Regions from separate parts of the Mus musculus genome. Here regions 1 and 3 are each linked to region 2. The links are chromatin loops, found by intact Hi-C in ENCODE. Cell type or tissue: gastrocnemius. All regions are shown on one strand. Region 1 holds the start of Nob1 (NIN1/RPN12 binding protein 1 homolog). Region 2 has its middle 7.9 kb from the start of Terf2. Region 3 holds the start of Wwp2 (WW domain containing E3 ubiquitin protein ligase 2).

Region 1 (8,000 bases), 320 kb before region 2:
GATTGACAACATCACAAGCATACTGTGCGTGAACAGCCACACCCAGCCTTGTCCTTTTATGTTTTCTTTGAGTTAGGGTCCCATGTAGCCCAGGCAGGCCTTAAACTCTGTATAATAGGTGATTTTAGATCCCCTGGGCCACCAGAAATGTCACTTTTCAGGTCCTGCCTATACCTACCATGTCAGAAACTGAGACCCAGTGAGCTCATTTGTACAAGCTCAACAGGGGGTTCTGATGCACACTTGAGTTTCAGAATCACTGACCCACATCAGAGTCTTCTGTGTCATTTATCTGAGACAGAATCACTTGTAGCCCAGGCTCGACTTAAACTAGATATGTAAGCAAGAGTGACCCTGAACTCTCAATCTCCCTACATGTCAGCGATCCTGCCTTCAAGCCAAAGTGATGGGGCTGTCTGCATGAGGCACCAGGACTAGCTTTAGGTCAGTTTTTCTTCTAGGGTTGAAACCCCAGAATCTTTCATCAACTTGTGTAAATCTCTTTATTAGACTCTGGTTCCTGTATCTTCACTCACTGTTTAGGTCAATGTAGAAAGTCCATTGCAGATAGAGAAATCGGGGAAAGAGATAAAAATTTGATTTAGAAAACTGAAGCCGGGCGGTGGTGGCACACGCCTTTAATCCTAGCACTTGGGAGGCAGAGGCAGGTGGATTTCTGAGTTCGAGGCCAGCCTGGTCTACAAAGTGAGTTTCAGGACAGCCAGGGGTATACAGAGAAACCCTGTCTTGAAAAACCAAGAGAGAGAGAGAGAGAGAGAGCAGAGGTGGAAGGGTGCAGACAAACATCTCGAATTGATGTTGACATTCTGTAGTGCAATGAACATTGGTTGTTGGTGAGTGGAAGGGAGGAGGATGGCTCAGAGATGCCTACCTTGAATGCTTTTGTTGGTAATGCCTTAAAAAATAAAATAAAGTTAAATAAAATAGGACTAGGAAGTGGTAGCATATGCCTGTAATATCAGCACTGAAGCAGAACTCTTGAGTTTAAGTCCATCAGCGATATATAGAAAGACTCTAAGATAATAATTATTGGAGCTCTAACAAGTGTAGATGCTAGGAAATTTCAGATGGAACTTCCTAGGAAGAGTGGACTTGGGACAAGGATTGGACATACATGATTTTTTTTTTTTTTTTAGAATAGGTTTTATTCAGGGCATGGGGAGGGGAGTAGTTGAGGAAGTAGAGACAGAGAAAGAAAGGAAGAGAGAGAGGGAAAGGAGTAGAGGCCGGCCATGAGCACGTGGAGGGAGAGGGGGGAGGGAAATGGGAAGAGAGGGGGAGCAGGAGCAAGAGGGCAGAGCAAGAGAGCAAGAGCGACATAAATGCTTCGAGAGAGCCCTTTTAGGGCTGGACAGATGGCTTACCTGTTAAAAGCAGACCAGAAAGAATTAGATTCCCACCACTTAGATTAGGTGGATCACAAGTGCCTGTGACTTCAGCCCACGGGGAGTGGCACGCGCACGCGCACACACAGACACACACACACACACACACACACACACACACACACACACACACGCACGCACACTCGCACGTGCACACACGCACACGGACGCACAGATTTAAAACTCACATATATACATGATTAGAGTTTGTATACTGTGGCCATTAATACCTGGCAGATAGTTGCTATTTGCTGAAGAAAAGAACTTGAATTGATGAAGGTGCAAAAAGTTAGGTAGAAGGTACTGTGTTTGCAAGGCAAAAAGGAGAGAATTGGATGAAGAGTGAGAAGCCAGGGAGAAGGCAAAGAATCACCAAAACCAGCTAAATCCTGAAAGAAGCTACAGTAGGCAGTGTCAGCTCCTGCAGAGGAGTGGAGCTAGCTGAGAAAGGATTCCAAAACACTGAGAAAATTTTCCATAAAGTTGGATAGTCTTCAACTGGGGTCTTATTTCAGAACAGGCAGCACTGTTGGAAGCTAGAGATTGGAGCGATTGAGGGGTAGGAAGATTGGTGATATAAAATATTTGGGGATTAGGTTTGGTGGTCACAACTTTAATCCCAGAGCAAGAGAGGTAGAAGGAGGCAGATCTCTGAGTTCAAGGACAGCCAGGGCTATGAAGAGGCAGCAAGTTGCATCTTTACCTGCCTAGCCTGAGAACCTGTATTCCATAGCAGTCTCTCTCTCTTTTTTTTTTTTTTTTTTTTTTTTTTTTTGTTTTGTTTTTCGAGACAGGGTTTCTCTGTGTAGCCCTGGCTGTCCTGGACCTCACTTTGTAGACCAGGCTGGCCTCGAACTCAGAAATCCGCCTGCCTCTGCCTCCCCAGTGCTGGGATTAAAGGCGTGCGCCACCACGCCCGGCCCCCATAGCAGTCTCTTAGCAGAAGGAGATAACTGACTCCTGTGGTTGTCTTCCAGCCCCCACAGGAGCACCTGGAATGCTCCCCCACCCCACCCCCCGTGTAATTTAAGATGTTTGGGGATGCAGAAAATATTTAAGTCAGACGAAGGTACCATCCCGGCACTGAAGGGTTTTTGATACGGGACAGATGAGTAAATGAAAGCAGTTGCTAAAGGCTCAGATCAGCGTTGCCAGCATGTAGTAGCCCAGATCTCCTAATCCCAGAATTGAAAGGAAAATCGGAAGTCATTAATAGTCATTACTACCCCTTCTGTTCGATTTTCTAGAAAATCATGTGCCTTGCTTAGGGAGATGGGGCAAAGGTATAAAGTAATACAGCCATTGTCCCAAGATATTCAAATAAAGTAGGACTGCGTGGCTGTATAACACAACGGATTTTAAAAAGTGGTTTCAAGTCAGTTCGGAGGTTATCTGGCCAAGTCAGCTTGGCTTCCTTGCTTGTAAAATCGAATATACCCTACTGATTTGTTGTGATTTGTTGTTTCTAGCTACTGACTTTCAACCATATGCCATATCTACAGGTTTTTCCTTTAAAAGTAAAGAAAGTTCTATGAATTCCGAGGACGATTACTTAAGGAGTCCCTCAACTTTAATCATGCACATAGCCCCCCAGGCAGGGCAAGCGGCGCGGCTGTGTATGCGCGCAGTCCTGAAGGGGTGGCCGGTGGCCGCTAGGGGGCGCCGCGAAATCGCAGCAGCTGTTCCTCCGGTCTGAGGAAGACTACTGTGCAAACCCAAGAACGGCGCAGGCTCCATACGCATGCGCGGTCTGTCCTTGACAGCCAACATGGCGCCGGTGGAGCACGTTGTGGCTGATGCCGGAGCTTTCTTGAGGGACGCGCCTCTGCAGGTACTGGGGATCCCGCCGCGGGGCCTGGGCTTGAGGCCCTCCAGGGATGCGTGTGGGGTCAGGCGAGCGGGATAACTGGGCCGGTCTGTCCCCAGGACATCGGGAAGAACATCTACACCATCCGGGAGGTGGTGCGAGAGATTCGCGACAAGGCCACGCGCAGGCGGCTGGCAGTGCTGCCCTACCAGCTTCGGTTCAAGGAGCCTCTCCCAGAGTACGTGCGGCTGGGTGAGTGAGTGCCCCGGCCCAGCCTTGTGGCAGACAGACCCGCCCCGATCGGTAGCAGGCAGCGTTTGTTTTAGAGACAGTCGGTTCAGCCTGGCTTTAATAGTGCCAGCCGTGCGCTCCACGGTGTATCACAGGCTTTAAGCTTTATCGTGAAAATAGTAATAATATCTGCCTCCCCTCCGCGAGGACTGAAGACCATGCGGATATACCTCTTGGAGAAGTGTCTAGCAAATTGGACACATGAGGTAAAGTTGTGTAGACTCCTAAGACTCAGTGCGAGAGCGCTCTACAAGTATACAGAAGGCTCTGGGTGAATTACAAATAGAGAACCTAGATCTGTGGTCCTGTGTGTAGGGTGATTATAGTTTCCAGTGGAGGCAACCTCAACTCAGAAAAAGGCATGCAGGCTGGGCGTGGTGGCGCACACCTTTAACTCCAGCACTTGGGAAGCAGAGGCAGGCGGATTTCTTCTGAGTTTGAGGCCAGCCTGGTCTACAGAGTGAGTTCCAGGACAGCAAGGGCTACACAGAGAAACCCTGTCTCGAAAATAACAAAAATAAATAAAGAAAGAAAAGAAAAAGGCACACGATATAGACAGTGGTGCAGTCTTCGTCCCGGGGAGATAGGTTTCAGGGTCATGGGTCCCAGGCCAGCCTGAGCTAGGTAGTGAGACTGTCATATTAAAAATAAAAGGGGATTGGGCCCAGTGTGATGTCACATGTTTTTAGTCCAAGCCCTCTGAAGTCAGAGGTTCCAAGCAAGCCAGGGCTATATATGTAGTGAGATCTCATCTCAAAAATAACAAATTTTAAAAAGGAAAGGGGATGTGTTTAGGGCTTGCATTAGTTCTGAAAAAAAAAAAAAATAGCTGCCTAGGGGTCATCGTCCTCTTCAGGAATCCAGGTTAGTAGGGAGTGGAGGCGTCACTGAGGCAGATGGTGGTCAGGGCTCTACCTGCTCTGCAGTGGTTTCTGTAGCTTTTCCCTCCGACTTGATAGTTACAGGGTCTCTGTCAAGTGGCTTCAACTTTCCAAAATACTAGTAGTACCTCATAGGATACGGTTGGGAGGAAATGGGTCAACATATAATCTACATGCTAACAAAGCACTCACATGCATTTAAAAAAAAGGGTTTTTGTTTTGTTTTGTTTTTGTTTTTGTTTTTGTTTTTTTGAGACAGGGTTTCTCTGTGTAGCCCTGGCTGACCTAGAACTCTGTAGGCCAGGCTGTCCTCAAATTCAAACCACCTGCCTCTGTCTCCCCAGCGCTGGGGCCAAAAGCATGCACCAGCACTGGCCGGCAAGTAAGTGAATCTTACTACAGATACTGGGAACATTTGCTGGGTGCCCAAGGAAGCTTGTTTGTTTTGAGGCAGAGGCAGGGTCTCTCCTCTTTATGTCCAGCTTGCTCAGGACTCTCCATATAGACCAGGCTGGCCTTGAACTCAGAATTGCCTACATCTGCCTCCCACATCCTAGTATTAAAGGAGGTATGTACCATTCTGGGACTGGAGAGGTGACTGAGCTCTTCTGAAAAGCAGAGGTTCACTTCCCAACACCCACATGGCAACTCGGCCATCTGTTAACTCCAGTTCCAGGGCATCTGACACCCTCTTCTGAACTGAGGGCACTAGGCATACACGTGGTGGACAGACTGGCATGTATACATATCAAAGCCATTCATAAGCATAAAAATAAAGATATGTACGGCCACGCCCTGCTATTAATACCAATTTTTATAGGAAATGTAGCAGTGTGTCTGTCACTCACGCCGTTATTATAAGAAGACACTTTTCTGATATGAGAAAATTGTGTGTTTATTGACAGTGTCTCAAACACTGTAGTAGCCGGTGCCATTCACTGTGGATCAAGTATAGTGTGCTGTTCTTAAAATCTTTAACAAACTGACCATTAGGGGTTGGGAGTTTAGCTCAGTGGTAGAGCACTCTCCTAGCAAGCGCAAGGCCCTGGGTTCGGTCCTCAGCTCTGAAAAACAAACAAACAAACAAACAAACAAAAAAACCACAAAAGACCGACCATTAGTACACAGTGCCTCTCTCGGTTTCATCAGAGGCCGTGGTTACAGCCCAGGTAACTTTCTGTCCCATCCTGCACTCAAACCCTCTGTTAATCTGGCTGCTGTACAGAAGTAAAGAGTAGAGCTTAGAAAGAAGAAAGGCGTATACTGATAACCGTGCTTTCCCGAGGAGCTCTGTCTGTCAGCCTTGCCTTGTTCCCCGATCTCAGGGATGAGAACCTCACCTTAGAGCTACCTCACTCGGGCGGGGCTTGGTGGTGGTGAACGCGGACTTCTCAGTCACAGAGGAGAAAGTAGATGGCGCTGTTTTTATGGGATACAGATTCTTATTGCTGTTTGGTTATTTGGCAGTGGTGGTTTTTCGAGACAGGGTTTCTCTGTGTAGCCCTGGCTGTCCTGCAAGTCACTCAGTAGACCAGGCTGGCCTCGAACTCAGAAATCCGCCTGCCTCTGCCTCCTGAGTGCTGGGATTAAAGCCGTGTGCCACCACTGCCTGGCTGACTTTGAACTTTTATGAGGCTGAAGATAGCTTTTAATTTTTAGTCTCCATGGAGTACCAGGATTACCGTAGGAGTGAGCCACCTCCCCCAGATGGAATATTGATTCTAAGTCCTTCGAGAAGAAAACATTTGTGCATGGCACAATTTAGATGAGGTTAGAGGGCAGCCTGATAGGATGGGTTTTCTCCTTCCACCATGCAGCGCCCAGGACCAAATTCAGGTGGTCGCATTTGCTGCCAGACACCTTTACTCTGTAGTGGCCCATCATTTCAGTGGCCCATACGGCATTTGTTCTGGTGTGTGGTGTGTGGTGTGTGTGTGTATCTGTATCTATGTATGATGTATGTATGCGTGCCATGTATCTGCCTGGTGCTCTCAGGCTGGAAGAGGGTGTTAGATCCTTTGGAATTGGAGTTAACAGTTGTGAGCCACCATGAGGATACTGAGAACTGAGCCCAGGTCCTTTTTAGTGCTCTTAACTGATAAGCCATCTCTCTGGGCCCTACATGTGTTCTTTCCATGCTGTGGTTATCCAAGGACTTGTCAGTTTGCCCTTAACTAAAGATAGAAATCTCTTGTTTGCTTGCAGTAACTGAGTTTTCCAAGAAAACTGGGGACTACCCCAGCCTCTCTGCCACAGATATCCAGGTGCTGGCTCTGACTTACCAGCTGGAAGCAGAATTTGTCGGGGTGTCTCATCTAAAAAAAGAACCAGAGAAGGTAAATGAGGGGGTTGGATTGTTTGGTTGGTTGGTTTGGTTTTGAAATTTGTGTGTGGCTTTATGCTTTTGGCATGGTGGGGAGGATGCCTGTGGAAGCCAGAAGGGGAGTAGAATTACAGGCTTTTGTTAACCACTGAACCAGCAACACCGGTGCTGGGAGTGGGACCCTAGTCCTCAGGCTTGTACACTAAATGCTCTTAACCACTGAGCCACCTCCAGCCCCAGGTTTCTTTGTTTTTTTTAGTGTACTCTATATTATAGGAACTGTCAAGTGTGAAAGAAGGAATATTAGAGTGGCCTTGGTGGCCTTATAAGTCACTTCTACATTACCATCCACAGTAATCGTTTCATCATGCAGAGCCACAACCCAGTCTGTTTTCAGCTAGGAGGTCTCTGCTGTTTTTGCGACATGTAGCTTCTCCCGTGTGTCTTTATTACATGCTCTTAATTAAAATAAAGACAAAGCCGGCCGGCTAGAGCCCTGTAACACGATGACCTATGACTGAGCCTCTGTGAAAGGGTAGATGCGTTGGCTAGAATTGGCAGTTCTAGTGCTCCCATTCTGATGAGAGAGGCGGCAGAATCGGCAGGAAGCAACAGGAGAGACGTTGCCTGAAACAAAGACAAGGCACACGGAGAAAGTGGGTCCCAGAGAGACCGTCCTCTGACCTCCGTGTGGGCACCTGTGTGCTGTGGCACCTCACTCTACTCCGTCTTCCTCATATACACGATTAACCGATCTTTATAGGACAGGGTCTCACTATGTTGTCCAGTTTGGACCTGAACCCTTTTTGTATTAAGACAAGATCTCATAATATAGCCTTGCTTGTCCTTGAACTCACAGAGACCTACCTGCTTGCATCCCAGAGCAGTGGGATTAAAGGCATGTGCTACCAGGTCCAGCTCTTTGTTTATTTTCTGTATTTCATTTCTTTTGTGCATGCGTGTATGTGTGTGTGTGTGTGTGTGTGTTGTGTGTGTGAACATACCACAGCTTGCTAGAAGGGTCAGAAGCCTATGGGAGTTGGTTTTCTCCCTCAACTGCATGGGTCCTTTTACTTAAGCTTAAAAATAACAATAGCCTTGGGCTGGGATGTTGCTTCTTACTAAGTGCTTGTCTCATGCCTGAAGCCTGAGTTCAGTTAGTAGCAGTGTTATGTGGAGAGTGGAGCTCACTTGTCCTGTATCCCAGTGCTCTGGAGACTCAGAGGTTCAAGGTGGATGCTCTATTTAATGAGTGTAAGGAAGGTGAGCCTGAGCTACCTTAGACCCTGCCT
Region 2 (8,000 bases):
TAGTCAGATCTTTATTACAACCAGTGTTTAATTCTTTGCCTGTACAGAATTAACAATGGAAAATACTGGAGAGATGGCTCAGTGGTTAAGAGCACTGACTGCTCTTCCGAAGGTCCTGAGTTCACACCGCAGCAACTACATGGTGGCTCACAACCATCCTTAATGAGATCTGACGCCCTCTTCTGGAGTGTCTGGGGACAGCTACAGTGTACTTACATATAATGAATAAATTTAAAAAGAAAGAAAGTACAGAGACACACCACACAGTTTGAGTAAGGTGACCCAGCAGAGGACCATGCTACCATGGAAGGCCAGGTGGGATGGATGTTCATAGTCTGCGCTATCACAGGAGCCATGTTAGGGTCCGTGGTTCTGGTTGTTGGCAGAAGCCTCGTTGATGTCCGTGGTCTGTGCAGCCACCAGGCGCCAGAGACCATGTTGGCGTCTGTGGTCCTACTGCAGCCAAAGGCTGTGCTGGTGTCCACGGCCTGCCTATGTTACCACCAAAAGCCGAGTCGCGTTGTGGTCTGTATTGCCACCTGAAGGAGACCTGCTGATGCCGGAGGCCATATGGGTGTCCCTCCTTTGTGCTTCCATTGACTGTAAAAGGGCAAGGAAACTACTTTTGCGGTGGTATCGATGACTTCAGACACACTTTGGAGAAAGAGAGTCATAGGAAGCTTCTGACACAGCTCCTACCTCTAACTACCCCCCAAAAGGAACAGCCTAGACAGGAAGCCATTGAAGAGAGTAATACTTAAAAATGGTGATAAAGATCCTGAAGTGCAGCTCTCCATGACTGATGGCTTCTGGCAAGGGATGGGTGGAGAAGGACTCCATTTTCTTTAAGGGGATGGCCAGAGTTTGACCATGCTCCAGTGAGTATATGAGCAACACAAATTGAACTTGAGGGTTTTTTTTTCTACTTTCTTGGAGGGGGTGAGGGTGGGGGAAGCACAAAGGTATCAGGGGAGGCCTGGAAGGACTGGGAAGTGAGTGTACTAGGGAATGTTGTGTGAAATTACCAAATACTCAATAAAAATATTATGCTGAAACATTTTTAACATTTCTTTAAAAAATTTAAACATTCTTCCATAATCTTTTCCCATAGTAAATATATGTATATATTATGAATGTACTTAGACTTTTTATATATAATAGGTTGATACTATATATAGTCATAACTTTTTCCTTCTTCCTTTATTTATTTATTTAAGACCGTCCTGTTACAGTTCCTAGCTGGTCAAGGACTCAAAGCAGCCCTCTATGTATGTGTTACTACCCCAGGCTGCTTCTTTCTGAAACTTCTTTGAAGTACACAGACATCATGGCTCGAGGCGTAATCCCTGAATTCAAAAGGTAGAGGCGGCAGGAGGATCTGAAGTTTGAGGTTAGCAGCACAGTGAGTTTGAGGCCAGCCTGGAAATGCATGAGACCCTATCTAAAGTAAATAAATAAAATATCCTATTCATACAGATATTTGTAATGGTCTTAGGCAAGTCACTTAACTCCCTGAATCCTGTCTTCCATCTATAAATCTGGAACAAAAATACTCCTTTATTGGATTTTAGTGTAGTGATGATACACAGGTTGTAAAGCATTGGCCTAGCACAGGCTGATATAAATAACAAATAGTCATAGGTATTTTATTTTATTACTTTATTTTCACAGTACTGGGGGTTAGACCAAAGGGCTTACCCATCCTCTGCTTGGTAAACAGCTATGGCTTGGTCCTCTGTTGTTGTTTTTCCAGACAGGGTTTCTCTCTGTAGCCCTGACTGTCCTGGAATTCGCTCTGTAGACCAGGCTGGCCTTGAACTCAGAGATCCACCTTCCTCTGCCTCCTGAGTGCTGGGATTAAAGTACTGCTGCCCAGCATCTCATTTATTTATTTGGCTTTTAAAAGAAGTTTTATTTACTCATTAATTTATCTGTATGTGTGGATGTCTGAATGTGTACGATGTGCACAAAGCCAGAGGAGGCCAGAGAGGTTATTGGACATTTGTACAGATGTAGGTATTAGAAAATGAGCATAAATCCTCTGAACGAACATGCTACACTCAGAGAGCCATCTCTCCAACTCCACTGTTTTGTTTTTTTGTTTGTTTTGTCTTCTTGATGCAGTTTTACTGTGTGTGCCTGGCCAGCCTAAAACCGATGTACAGACCAGGCTATGACAGTTAGGACTCCCAAGTGCTGGAATTACAGGCATGTGGTGTCATATCCTCCTCCCAGTCCCCACTTCTCTCTCTCCTTCCCTTCTACCTTCCCCACCCCTCTGTGTGTGTGTGTATGTGTGTGTGTGTGTATGTGTGTGTGTATGTGTATGTATGTGTGTGTGTATGTGTGTGTGTGTGTGTGTGTGTGTGTATGTATGTGTGTGTGTGTGTGTATGTGTGTGTGTGTATGTGTGTGTGTGTGTGTGTGTGTGTGTGTGTGTGTGTGTGTAAAGTCCGAGGAGAGGAAAGATCTCAAGTAGCTTCTCTCCTCTTTGAGATCCAGAAATTGACTTGCTGCCATCAGAGCTGCCCACACACACACACACACACACACACACACCCTGAGCCATCTTGCTGTCCTTCCCTCTCCTTTTTTGTTAGTGTTGATGTTTGATTTTTTACTTTTATTTTGACAGAAAGTCTTACTAAGTTGCCCAGGCTCAAGATGAACCAGCTCTGTAGCCAAACAGGCCTAGAACTTGAGATCCTCCTGCCTCGGCCTCAGCTGAGGTTACAGGCAGGCGCCAGTAGCCCATGATCCAGAGATATTTTATATATTAAATATTTCTATTGCTCTATTCTTTTTCCTTTATATACTGAGCATTAAATAACTGTTGGGTAGTTAGGTAGGTAGGTAGTTAGTTAGTTTGACAGGGATGCCGTTTTTTAAAATCACAGAATAAGATTCCTAAATATGGTCCACACCATAATTTAATTTTTCTAAATTATAAGTGATTCCCCGATGAAAAACCCTCAAACTGTGGTGCCCATTTATGATCCTTCCTCCAGGAATAATTTCTAAAATTGGAATTTGTATAGCTAATGATGGCTTGTTCCTTTCTGAGTTTGTATCTTTAAAGGTTGTATGGATTGCTGCTCCCACCATCAATAGCGCTGCTGAAGGCGCCTTCCCTGACAATGGATATTACTAACTTTTAAAACTGTGCTGGGGCCAGGTTACCACGCCACACCTCTAATCCCAGCCCTTGAGAAGCAGAGGCAAGCAGGACTCTGTGAGTTCAAATACAACCTCCTCTACATAGAGAGTCCCAGGCCAGCCGGCCTATATAGTGAGATCCTGTCTCCAAAACAAAAACAACAACAAAAAATAAAGTAAAGTAAAAGAAAGACTCCTATGCCAACCTCAGGCTTACCCACACGATGTGCACACATGGCACATACATATCTGCACATACACAAATACACATACACATATTTACATTCACATGTCGGCAAAGCCAAAAACAAGCATTGTTGATTGCTCATTGTTGAATTCAGTAGTATTTGCAGGCATTATTTCATGTTCACATCCTACTTAAAGCTGTATACGTTGTCTGTTTGGTAGACTGGCCTCTCAAGTAGACAGGGGAAATTTTTGACTCCCAAAACTTAAATTTTTACCCAAGTCAGTAAGTAAAGCAGAGGTCTAAGGCCTGCCTGTTCTTCACCCAGCGATGGTGGCCTTTCCCCTACACCACTCTGCCCCCTGCTGGAGAACACTGGAGCTCATGAAGCAACCGAATTCCACAAAGCAGTTCCCTAGACTTTTCTGGGTATTTGTGGGAGATTGTTGCAGGACGTTTGATCACCCTGTTAACCTCCAGATTGTGTTGTTTGCTGGAAAAAAAAAACTATTTCTAGTTGTGTGTGCCTCAGCCCTCATCACACATCTTTAATCCCAAACAACGAAGGTAAAATTAGTTTGTAGAAAGAAGCACTCATGTTTCAAAGTGAGGTCTGAGTGGCAGAGAATACGAGAAGATTTTACAGAATAGCACACGCTGAACTCTCTGGAGAAGAGAGGAAAGGGAAGCTACTTAAGAGAGACAGGGCAGAGAAAAAGGGAGAAGGCAGTTTTACTGAGACAGTGGTACAGAGACAGTTTGCAGAGAGAGAACAAGCTAGACATAGGTGAAGACAGAACGAGCCAGAGAATGAGAAGAAATCAGAAGATTAGAACAGAGTGAGTGCCAAAGCCAGATTGAATCAGTCAGCTTGGAGAGGGGCTTTGAACAGAACAACTGAGTTGAACCAGCCAGGCAGAGCTCATAAAGAATTAGAAAGAGCTGCACGGTGGTGGCGCACGCCTTTAATCCCAGCACTTGGGAGGCAGAGGCAGGCGGATTTCTGAGTTCGAGGCGAGCCTGGTCTACAAAGTGAGTTCCAGGACAGCCAGGATTATACAGAGAAACCCTGTCTCAAAAAAACAAACAAACAAACAAAAAAGAATTAGAAAGAGTGAGTTCCAGGACAACCAGGGCTACACAGAGAAACCTTGTCTCTGGACAAAAAAAAAAAAAAAAAAGAATTAGAAAGAGTGAAATTATTCAGCAGCAGATCCCAGAGGCTGAAAATATTCTAGGCCTAGATACAACTAGGCCTAGATATGACTGTACGGAAGCTAGAAGAGTCTAGGGCTAGGCTTAGGGTAGCGGACTGAGGTAGTAAGCCGCAGAGACGACAATTATAACAGGCCATAAAAAAATCACTTTTACAGTAGCTAGAGGACATTGGTTCAGCCATGTGACACTGGGACTTTTAAAAAGTTAGAACAGCTCCAGGTGCTCTGGAATATCAGCACTCGGCAATGAAAGCATGGGAACTCAGGGGTTTGAGGCTAGCCTGGGCTAGATTCTAGGTTTAATATAGAAACACCCACAATTTAAAAAGGTGTCAGAAGTTTGGTTGGTTGGCTGAAGCGTTTATCAAAAGGTGGCCTCCTGAAAAGGAGTTGAAGATGCCGGATATTTTTTGGCTTAGTGTTGATGGAGGGATTTTTTTTTCCTGGCTCAGGGAAATGGCAGTTCTAGAGTGGGTACGCTGTGTAAAGCCTAATCCTTCAAAATGAGAAGGCCCAGAAGATATGTCCTTCACGAATCCAATAAGACACAAACTGGTGAGATGAGGCACCAGCACATTTTGCAGAGTTTTGTTGTTGTCTTTTTCCTTGTGCCAGACCTTAGGGTTGGAGATGCTGCCGCTCAATTGGATGAATTAAATGCAATGGGTTTAATTGGGCCCCAAGGTAGCAGAGGCCAGGTGGCAGCATTGAATTGCCAGAGGCAAGGTGATCTAAAGTGGTTATTATAATGGGAAAAGGATATGAAGAGTCCCATGTAAATACTCATCAGAAGGTGACTTCAGCTGAGGAGGGGTTCAATAACCAAGTGGATAAGATGACCCGTTCTGTGGACAGTCAGCAAGATTCGCCCAGGCCTCGGGCCTCTGGGTGAAGCGGGACGAGGGAAGTTTGACTGTGCACAGGCTGTGAGAAGCCTCAAGACCCTGCTCCAGGGGTGGGGAAGTCCAGTCTTAGGTCCCCTCAGGCCTGTCAGAATTGGCTCAGGGTCCCTGGGCCTGCGCAGAGGCCGAGGACAATAGGTTCTCAGGCTCTCAGACATCCCAGATGCTGCTGTATGCCTCGGAAGAGCTGAGAAAGGAGCGTGGGCATGTGTCCGGAGCCTAGTGTCTGGGAGGATGCAGCAAACTTCCTTTCATCCCTTGAAGATTAATCTGCTGGATCTCCGGGGTTAAAACCGAGCTCGACCAGAAAACAGGCTGCCTTTCACAGTCCCACACTCAGCCATCCCTGAACAAGGTAGCCATGGTGGCCAAGATGGAGGTTATGCTTGGGCTCAGCAACACGGACTACCACTCACCAAGGCTGACCTGGCTACAGCTGCTGCTGAATGCCAGATCTGCCAACAGCAAAGACCAACACTGAGCCCCAGATATGGCACCATTCCTCCAGGTGACCAGCCAACAACCTGGTGGCAGTTTGCCTGCATCGGACCACTTCCTCCAAGGAAAGGACAACATTTTGTTCTTACTGGAGTAGATACCTATTTTGGTTCTGGGTCTGCCTTTCCTGCACAAAATGTTTCTGCCAAAACCACCATCTATGGACTTACAGAATGCCTTGTCTACCATCATGGTATTCCACACGGTATTGCTTCTGACCAATGAATCATGTCACTGCCAGAGAAGTGCGACAGTGGGCCCACAATCATGGAATCCACTGGTCTTGCCATGTTCCTCAGCATCCTGAAGCAGCTGGCCTGATAGAAAAATAGAATGGTCTTTTGAAGACAGTTACAGTGCCAATTAGGTAGCAGGAACCTGGAGGGCTGTGACAGAATTCTCCAAAAGGCAGAATATGCTTTGAATCAAAGTCCAATATATGGTACAATTTCTCCCATAGTTAGAATGCATGGGTCTAGGGATCAAGGAGTGGAAAAGTGAATAGCTCCACTCACTATCACTCCTAGTGACCCACTAGGAGAGTTCTTGCTGCCTGTTCCTGCAACCTTGAGTTCTGCAGGCCTGGAAGTTTTAGTTCCAGAGGGAGGAGTGCTCCTGCCAGGAGCCACAACAAACATTCTGTTGAAGTGGAAGCTCAGACTTCTCCCTGGTCATTTTGGGCTTGTAACGCTCTTAAACCAACAGGGTAAGAAAGGAATAACAGTGTTAGGAGGGGTGCTAGATCCAGATTACCATGGGGAAATTGGCTTGCCTCTCCGCAGTGGAGGTAAGCAGGATTATGTCTAGAGTGTGGGAGATCCCTTAGGGCGTCTCTTAGTACTACCATGTCCTGTGATTAAAGTCAATGGGAAACTACAGCAGCCTAATCCAAGCAGGATGACAAAGGACGCAGACCCATCAGGAATGAAGGTATGGGCCACTCCTCCAGGAAAAGAGCCAAGACCTGCTGAGGTACTTGCAGACGGTAGAGGAAATACAGAGTGTGTAGTTATAAATACCATCTAAGGCCATGTGACCAGTCGCAAAAACAAGGATTGTAAGTGACATGAGTGCTTCTGTTTTATTTTGTCATGAAAAGGATGTTTCCCAAGGGACATTGACCTATTCTAAATTTACAATGTGTTTTCAGTTATATGTGGGATAGTTCTGTCATGTTAGGAGTATTTATGACCTGGTTATTGTTTCCATTTGGACATGAAATATGATTTGTTTCAGCTTGACAAGGGTTGGATTGTGATGGCTATTTCCAGTTGTCAGCTCAACTGTATCTGGTATGAACTACAATCCAGAAATGGAGGACATACCTGTGATCTAGATCTTGAGGAAGGAAAACACAAACTTTTGATCCAGACTTTGAGGCATAGTGGCCATGAAAAGCTTATGCCCAGGCAAGTTGGTATACCCATCTAATCCAGGAGATAGAAGCAGGCAGATCTCGGAGTTCAAGGCTAGCCTGGGACAGAGCAAGTGCCAAATGAAGCACAGTTTAAGTTCAGGCATGGTGTTGCCCACTTTTAATCTGGACCATACTTCTGGAAGAAGGAAGGCTTTGTTCTTTGCCTGCTTGCACTTTCTTGCCAGCACATCTGTTGGAACCTACTTATTCAGGAATCCAGCTTCTACCGAAGACCAAGCCAAGTGAAACACCCAGGGATTGAGCAACTCCTAGATTCTTGGATTTCCCATTCACAGCTGCCCACTGTTAAGTTAGTTGGACTGCAGACTGTAAGTCATTCCAATAATTTTCCTTAATACATAGAGAGACATCCCATAGGTTCTGTGACTCTAAAGAATGCTAAGACATCTGTGAATTCAAGGCCAGCTCTGATCTACAAATCAAGTTCCAGAACAGCCAGGGCTGTTACGCAAAGAAACCGTGTCTCAAGGAGGAGGAAGAAGAAGAGGAAGAGAGAGGAAGAGAAAGGAAAAGGAAGAAGGGTGCTTGGTACTAAGTGGAATCTCATGCAGTTGAGAAGCTTCTGTCTGGAAGAAGACGTCATCACATAGGCAAAGTGGCAG
Region 3 (8,000 bases), 330 kb before region 2:
AGATGCAGCACACCTGTGATCCTGGCACCCAAGAGGCTAAGGCAGAAGGAGTGTCCGTTTAAAGCTAGCCTGAGCTACAACATAAATTCCAGAAAGTCTGAACACTGAGCAAGTGTGAGACCTGCCCCTCCCACCCCCAAAACAGGACTGCTAAGATTACAGGCATGAGTCACTACATACACCCTGCTGAAACTCATTTAATTATATTGTCTTTAACACAGTAAATATAAAATTTTACCACTTATAGATTACATTTATATGATTTTACTAGAATATAAAAACATCGGTTGGAGCCAGCAGTAGTGGCACATGCCTTTAATCCCAGCACTCCAGAGACCAAGGCAGGAAGATCATTGTGGGTTTGAGGCCAGCCCAATCTACAGAGTGAATTCCAGGGCAGCCAAAGCTACAGAGAAACCCTGTCACAAAACCAAACAAATAAACAAACAAGCAAACAAGCAAACAAAAATCAATGCAACATTGCAGTTTTCGTGTTGAATCTCCAAATTCTGATGTATTTGACATTCATAGGCTGTACCAGGCTTTGACAGCTATGTGATCATCAGCCTCCATACTGAACAGCCAAACTCCAGAACAAGGCCTGTAATAAAGTAGGGGTGTACAACCATCCACTGAAGGAAGAATATTTTCCTCGGAAAAGACAACTGTGGCAGAAGCTATGGTTTGAATGGGTCTCCAAAGTGTATGTGTTGCACCCTAGTGCAACAGGCTGGAAGGAGGAACTGAGAAATGAGGTCCTGAGAGGCCTGGTGCTCACAGAACACTACCAGGGCCGCTAGTTCTGTGCATACACTTGTTCTCTTGCCTTCTACCATGGAATAACTTAGCAGGAAGGCCCTCCAAGAGTAGAGCCTGTCTTAGTTAGGGATGTACTGCTGCTGTGAGCAGACACAAAGACCAAGGCAAGTCTTATAAAGGACAACCTTTAATTGGGGCTGGATTATTGGTTCAGAGGTTCAGTCCATTATTATCAAAGTGGGAGCATGGCAGTGTTTAGGCTGCAGTCAGAGCTGAGAGTTCTACATATTCATCTTACGGCTGCTAGTGGAAGACTGGCTCCTAGGCAGCTAGGATAAGGGTATTACAGCTCATGCCAACAGTGACACACCTACTCCAACAAGGCCACACCTCCTAATAGTGCCACTCCCTGGGCCAAGCATATACAAACCATCACACCCTCCATCTCAGACTTTCCAGCCTCCATTCCCAAGACCAACTTCTTCAGTTTATAAATTACCCTGCAATGGGATGAGACTGTACACAAGTATAGAGCAAGCAGGGTTTTCTCAGCATTATCAGTTACACTGTACAATTATAATTTTTTCTCTTATCCTATTCTATTTTTTCTACGTCTTTCTTTCTCTTTCTTCCTTCCTTCCTCCCTTTTTCTTTCTTTCTTTCCTTCCTTCCTTCATTTCTTTCTTCCTCTTTTCATAACCCAAGCTATAGCTGAACATTTGAACTCCCAGTAATCCTCCTGCCTCTGCCTCCCAAGTGTTTGGATTACAGGCACTTATACCCAACCTAATAGCATATTTTTAAAAATATTTTAAGATGAAACTTTTTTTCTCTTTCGAGTCTTGGCTCCAAGATGACCAAAAAAAGAAGAAACAACGGTCGTGCCAAAAAGGGCCGCGGCCATGTGCAGCCCATTCGCTGCACGAACTGCGCCCGGTGCGTGCCCAAGGATAAGGCCATCAAGAAGTTTGTCATTCGGAACATTGTAGAAGCCGCTGCTGTCAGGGACATATCTGAAGCAAGCGTCTTCGACGCCTACGTGCTTCCCAAGCTCTATGTCAAGCTGCATTATTGCGTGAGCTGTGCCATCCATAGCAAGGTTGTTAGGAATCGATCCCGCGAAGCCCGGAAGGACCGAACACCCCCACCACGATTCAGACCTGCTGGCGCTGCACCTCGACCTCCACCAAAGCCCATGTAAAGAGGCCGTTTTGTAAGGACAGAAGGAAAACTACCCTGGAAAAATAAAATGGAAGTTGTACTTTAAAAAAAAAAAAAAAAAAAAAAAAGAAACTTTTTATCGCTTCTATGAATTAAAAGTAATAGGTCTAAGAAGAACAGACCTAGGTTATAGAGAAAGTGGCTCATTGGGTAAAGGTGACTGCCAGCAAGCCTGACAACTGGAACTCAGTTCCCAGGACCCATAGAAGGAGAGAGCCAACTCTTGCATTTATTTACTAGTTCCAGAATCTAATATCAGGACTTCAGTAAGCCTCAGTTCTTCATCTGTGAATGAAGCAATGCAACCTTCAGAGATCTGGAAATGAATGAGACGAGACGCTGAGCCAGGCACAATGGTGAATGAAGGCCTGCGACCCCAGGTCTTGGAAGGTAGAGAATCTATCGTAAGTTCCTCCACAACATAACCAGTTTGAGGCCAGCCTGGGCTAAAACCTACCTTCTATCAAAAAGCTAAAAGACCCTGTCTCAGAGAGAAAGGGAGGGGAGGGGGGAGAAGGGAGGGGAGGGGACTGGCTGGACCGGACAGGGAGAGAGGTTGAGCATAGTAAATAGCGCACAGCTTTAATCCCAGCACTTGGGAGGTAGAAACAGCTGGATCTTTATGAGTTCTAGGCCAGCCAGGTCTACACAGTAAAACTTTTGTCTCAAATAAATAACCAAAATAAAAATAAATGAGAATCTGGTATCAGTTCTTTGCAGATGGGGATGTAGTCACTAAATGAAAGACTAAGATAGACCTGGTGGTATTGGCCTCAAATCCTAACTACTGTTGTGTTGGAGGCAGAAGGATCACAAGTTCAAGGCCTGCCTGAGCTACAGGAGTTTGAGGCCACCCCAGGCAACTTACTGAGAGCCTGTCTCAAAAGGAAAAAAATAAAATAAAAAATTACAAAAAGAAGGGAAGTGGGAAGGTGCAATGTTCAACAACAACAAAAAATTAAGAGACTGACAAGCCAACTGAAGCCTTCTCCTCATGGTTCTGGCTTTCCATAGACCAGTAACACTAAACAGAGAAAGGGACGGGAAACTTATGCTCTAACCCCTTGTTCTCCACATACACCGAGCAGTGTGACCTTTAAAAACTCATTTACTTCTCAAACACTGACCAAGTACTCCTAACATACCAGGCCTGGGGCTAGTAGCCAAAGAAGTCAGGTAAAATAAGATCACTGCCCTTGAATGATTTACAGTCCTAGCAGGAAGACAGTAAACAAGGAAGAAAAACAAAATGAGGATGTCAGGCAGGCTGAGACTAAAGAGATGCAGGCGAAAGCACTCACTGCTCTTCCACGGGACCAAAGGTCAGTTCCCAGCATGCAAATCCAGAGGCTCACAACCACCTGTATCTCTAGCTCCAAAGGACCCAATGCTCTGTCTGTCCTTGGTGGGCACATACACACAGGAACATACACACAAATAAAAATACATCTTTTATTTTAAGTCAATTCTCTTAGCTTGTTATCTATAAAGTGTGAATGACTTCTCGAGACTGCTACAAAAATTAACTTTTAAATGCTTATAATATACCCCCCAAGTCTTCAACTCCTAATATATTAATGCAAAGTGCTTTTTCCCCCCTAGCGACCTGTGATTCTGGCTCCTGTCAATGTCCCATTTGAACCCTGACCTTCGTTGCATTCATAAACTTTGCTTCACTTCTGCAAACCTTAGCAAAAGTGAAGGGAAAAGAGGGTGGCCTGTTTGTTTATTTAGGCTGGCTTGGAACTTGGAGCCATCTTCAGGCCTAGGCCTAGAGGATGAAGAATCTTAAGATGGGTATTTTTAACCTCAAAAACTACGATCTAGGTCACAGTTCTAAGGAACACAAGAGAAACTTCTCAGTCACCCCACCTAGTCACAGCTGGTCAAGATAAGCAGTCACATGGTAAAGGAAGCTGCATAATTTAAGCTTGAGAGGTCTCAAATCGGTATGGGCAGACTTTCAACTGTCCATGACTTCAGCAGTCAATGCGTTGCTGAGGTAACGCCGGCCCAGGTCGCCAACAACAGTGTAGGTTAAAAGTCTTGTTATGATCACAGCAAAGCACCTACACGTCTTTTTTTTTTTTTTTTTTTTTTTTTTTTTGGTGGCCTCCAAGATGACCCGATCCGGGAGCATCTCAAAGAAAGACGATCTGATGGGCAAGGTTCCCAACAAGTGGAAACCCTACCCAAACAGGGCAAAGTGGGTGTGACCAGAGTCAGACGATCAAGACTCAGGGATCCCTCCTGAAGTTTAAAGAACTGAACAGAACCGGTATCAAAGTCCCGGATCGCCATCCTTTTTAAAGAGGACGGAAGGAAAAAAGACTCTTGGAATGGGGTCCAGGCCGCATCGTCCAGATTTTTTTCTCCCTGTCCCTACAAGCCAGACGCCCACTCCCAGGCAGCCCCTTCCAGGGAGCAAATGAGTCTTCCCCGGCTGAGGTCGGGCCCCCTTCCCAGACAGACACGGCTCCTCCGCACCGCAGGCACCCGGGGCTGGGGGTCTCCTTCCGGAAGCGCCACCAGCGGGCGACTCCCGCCGGGCCCCGCGCCCACCCCGCCCGGGCGCGAGCCGGGACATCCCTCCTCGGAGGCCGGAACCGCGCGCCAGGCCCCTCCCACAGGAAGCCGCCGCCCCCCGGCGCCCGCCCCGCGCCGCCCCCGGCCCCTCGCGCCGCCCGCCGCCCCCTGGCTGCCCCGCGCCGCCCGCTCGCTGCCGAGCCCCCCAGTGCCCCCGCGCCACCTACCTGCCGCGGCCACACCAGCGGCGCCTAACTCCGCTCCACTTCCGCCTTCCAGCGCCCGCACTCGGGCCGGGTCACGTGGGCGTGCGCGGTCACCTGACCCGGAAGAGGCTGGCCGGGGCGCGCAGGTGCGGACCACCTAGGACCCGGGCGGCGAGCGTTTGACCCGCTCAGGGCCGGGATTGCAAGGATCACCCGGGCTGTGCCCGAGCAAACGTATAAAATAAGGGCTCACCGGGCCCCGGGGTCTTTATGTATGCCTTTGGAAGCAAGTACAGTTGTTTTCCCGCCATGGTACAGGTGGGAGAAGACCATCCGATCAGTTAAGTCAAGTCTTGAAGGAGTTGCTGGATAAAAAACAGTACGCTCCCCCCCTCCAAACTTGAGTGTCAGATAAACCGTGTAACTCTAAGCATGTCCCCAAATTTGCAAAGGATGTTTTGGTACCACAGATGTATACTGATCAAACTTGAGCATCCCATGTAATGTCGTTAGCTTGTGCCAACTCTGTAAGGCCTTGTTCTCAGTTCTAGAAGTATAAATGCCCTGGCCTTTGTAAGGCATCTGTTGTTCCAAGAAGCAAAACTGGAAAGAGGGACGGGAGTGGAGCATGGGACATGACACACGACAACCTGACACCCTTTCAAAACTTCCGGAGTCCCTACGTGTCTTCCCCATGGGGAACCAACTCCCATCCCCCCCCCCCCGCTCCCCTCCCCTACGGAGTAAACTGAACATTATGAATTAACAAACAGGGAATCTATGTAAGTAACCCTGGCTGACCTGGAACCCAGCGCTGTCCTTGGCCACCTGATTCCTGGCATTGTAGACATACCTCACCGTAGCCTGGACAACAGAAACTTTCTGGGTTTTGCAAGATTGACAGTTGAACGTGACTAGTCCAGGGCGTCCCAACTGACCTATGTTCCCAGCCATTTTGCTTCCTTTCTGGTTTTTATTTGGAACAGGGTCTTATTTTAAATGCTCCAACTGGCCAAGAACTTTTAATTCCATTGCCTTAGCTTCTGAGTAGTTAGGATTACCAGTTTATACCATTGGGGTGGAGGGTTAGGGGTGAGAGAGGAGACAGGTGGGGCAAGATTTTATGTAACCTAGGCTGGCATCCACCACCGAGTTAATTGTTCTGATTACCTGGATTTTTGTTGGGTTTTTGTTAACTGAAATATTACATTTTCATTTGTATTTTATTACATAGATGTTTCTCTTGAAGTGTATCTGTGTACCACCTGTGTGTCCGGTGTCTTTGCTGTGGGGTATCTACCAAGAGAAAGTCTTTATTAGCCACCCTGTGACTACACTGGGTGTTCAGGATCCCTGTGTAGTATCAAGCCTTTCTCGGGGCGAGGTTTTAAGCGCAAAATTCGCGTCCTGGGTCGACATGCTCCAGTTAGCAGAAACAGCAACAGAACTACAGAAGCCAAAAGGCGAGATGAATGCATCTAGAGACTTTCCCAGAACTGGGGACTTTGGTGGATTATGTCTCTGTTTTCTTTCTTTCTCTCTTTCTTTCTTTAAGATTTTATTTATTTATTATTATAAGTACACTGTAGCTGTCTTCAGACACACCAGAAGAGGGCGCCAGATTCCATTATGGGTGGTTGTGAGCCACCATGTGGTTGCTAGAATTTGAACTCAGGACCTTCGGAAGAACAGTCAGTGCTCTTACCCGCTGAGCCATCTCACCTGCCCCCCCCCCCCCCCCCCCGTCTCTGTTTTCATGTTGGCAGGTGGTGCTGTCTGTGTGCTGAGTTTTATGGCCACAGTGGTACTTCCATCATGGAGTCAGTTCGTAGTGAATGAGTCAAGTCATGGACTCACCCTACTCTGAAGAGGTGTAATTGGCCAGACAGTGGTGTATACCTTCAGTCCTAGCACTCAGGAGGCAGAAGCAAGGGAATTTATGTGAATTGAAGGCCACCACTGGTCTACAGAGCAAGTTCCAGGACAGCCAGGGCTACATAGAAAAGCTCTGTTTCAAAAAAAGAAAGAAAGAAAGAAAGAAGTGTAGTTGGTCCTAAGGACCATTAATTTTACTGGACAGATACACTGATAGGTAACCGGCCACATAATTTAAGATGCACGGCCCTATCATTCCGCCAATCAGAATGAGAATTAAAGATCCATCCAGTGCTGATAACAGACTAGTTAGCCAGGGGACCAAGAAGATAGAGACAGGTACTATTTGATTTATGTCTTCATCTGTTTTTCTTTTTGAAGTTTTCCTCTACATGACAAGACTTTTTTCCTAATTACTCTTGATCAATTACCATTAAAAAAACGACAGGTCTTCCCCCAAGCCATACATAGATAGTTTCCTTTATCTCCTAAGAAGTATGTCCAATTCTCTCCAATTTTATATGAGCATTCCTTCAAGGGAATCCAACTGTTGTTTTAATTCAGACATGGAAAATTTTAATACCTCTAGATCCTGATCAACCTGTCTACTCAGCTTGGAAAACATCAGAAAAGGCACATTTAGTCAAACCGTTAGTACATGGCCACCAGGTAGGCGCAGAGCCCCAATAATATTGCTGTTGTCCAGATGAGTTAGCCCACAAGGCAGAATAGCAGACATCAGAATAAGGGCAAGTGCCTTGATGAAAGGCTTAGGATATTAGACAAGTTCCTGTCCCTTGTACGCCCTTTAACACTACTCTGAGCTTTCCCCATCCCACTTTCATCAGTCAGTGGGCTGACAGTCTGATTTCTGGCTGGGGATGATGGCCTCTATCCCAGGGTCCCTTCCTGTGGCATAGAGTCAGATTCCCCAGGCCTTCCCTGTTTTTCAAAGGTCGGAATCTTTCTTAAGGGATTTTTCAGGAAGCCTCAGTCCCACAACTCTTAATTTTTGCAGTGGGAGGCTTGAGAGATGGCTCAGCGGTTAGGTTAAGAGCACTGGCTGCTCTTCCAGAGGTCCTGAGTTCAATTCCCAGCAACCACATGGTGGCTCACAACCATCTGTAATGGGATCTGATGCCCTCTTCTGGTGTGCATGAAAACAGCTACAGTATGATCATATAAATAAAACAAATAAATCTTTAAAAAAAAAACAACAACTTTTTTTTCTTTTTTTGCAATGGAAACTCCCTTATTCCTGGCAACTAGAGGGCCTGGCCACAGGGCATGTATAGAATTGTAAACTCTGTATTCCTATCTCAAAAGAGAAATTCCCACATCTTTCCTCTCCTCAGCACAACCAGACTTTTTTTTTTTAACATTTATTTATTATTATATCTAAGTACACTGTAG

Evidence for each region. Hi-C counts contacts between places; a loop is a spot of excess contacts. Peaks named below come from ENCODE experiments on the same cell type or tissue, not always from the same donor. Only the 100,000 strongest peaks of a DNase experiment are listed, where the experiment ranks them.
Region 1: a loop joins it to region 2, with 7 times the contacts of the local background. A loop is called at or near these places in 16 of 42 quality-filtered maps.
Region 3: it touches region 2 in a loop (3-fold over the local background); 16 of 42 quality-filtered maps call a loop at or near these places.

What each region holds. Positions count from the first base shown.
Region 1 is chr8:107,420,203-107,428,202 of GRCm38, reverse strand. It overlaps Nob1 (NIN1/RPN12 binding protein 1 homolog), which reads left to right and starts at 3,165. Exons shown (of 9, transcript NM_026277.3): 1 at 3,165-3,237; 2 at 3,333-3,465; 3 at 6,591-6,721. The coding sequence starts at 3,175. In gastrocnemius, no CTCF peak of the experiment used is centred here; DNase peaks (open chromatin) are centred at 2,388 and 3,110; H3K4me3 peaks cover 2,468 bases; H3K27ac peaks cover 2,261 bases.
Region 2 is chr8:107,100,444-107,108,443 of GRCm38, reverse strand. No RefSeq gene overlaps it. Among named protein-coding and RNA genes, the nearest start is that of Terf2, 7.9 kb to the right of the region's middle. In gastrocnemius, a CTCF peak has its summit at 3,708 (motif pointing left); a DNase peak (open chromatin) is centred at 3,702.
Region 3 is chr8:107,433,175-107,441,174 of GRCm38, reverse strand. It overlaps Wwp2 (WW domain containing E3 ubiquitin protein ligase 2), which reads right to left and starts at 4,805. Exons shown (of 24, transcript NM_025830.4): 1 at 4,734-4,805. It also overlaps the pseudogene Rps26-ps1. In gastrocnemius, no CTCF peak of the experiment used is centred here; DNase peaks (open chromatin) are centred at 4,589 and 4,776; H3K4me3 peaks cover 1,821 bases; H3K27ac peaks cover 1,835 bases.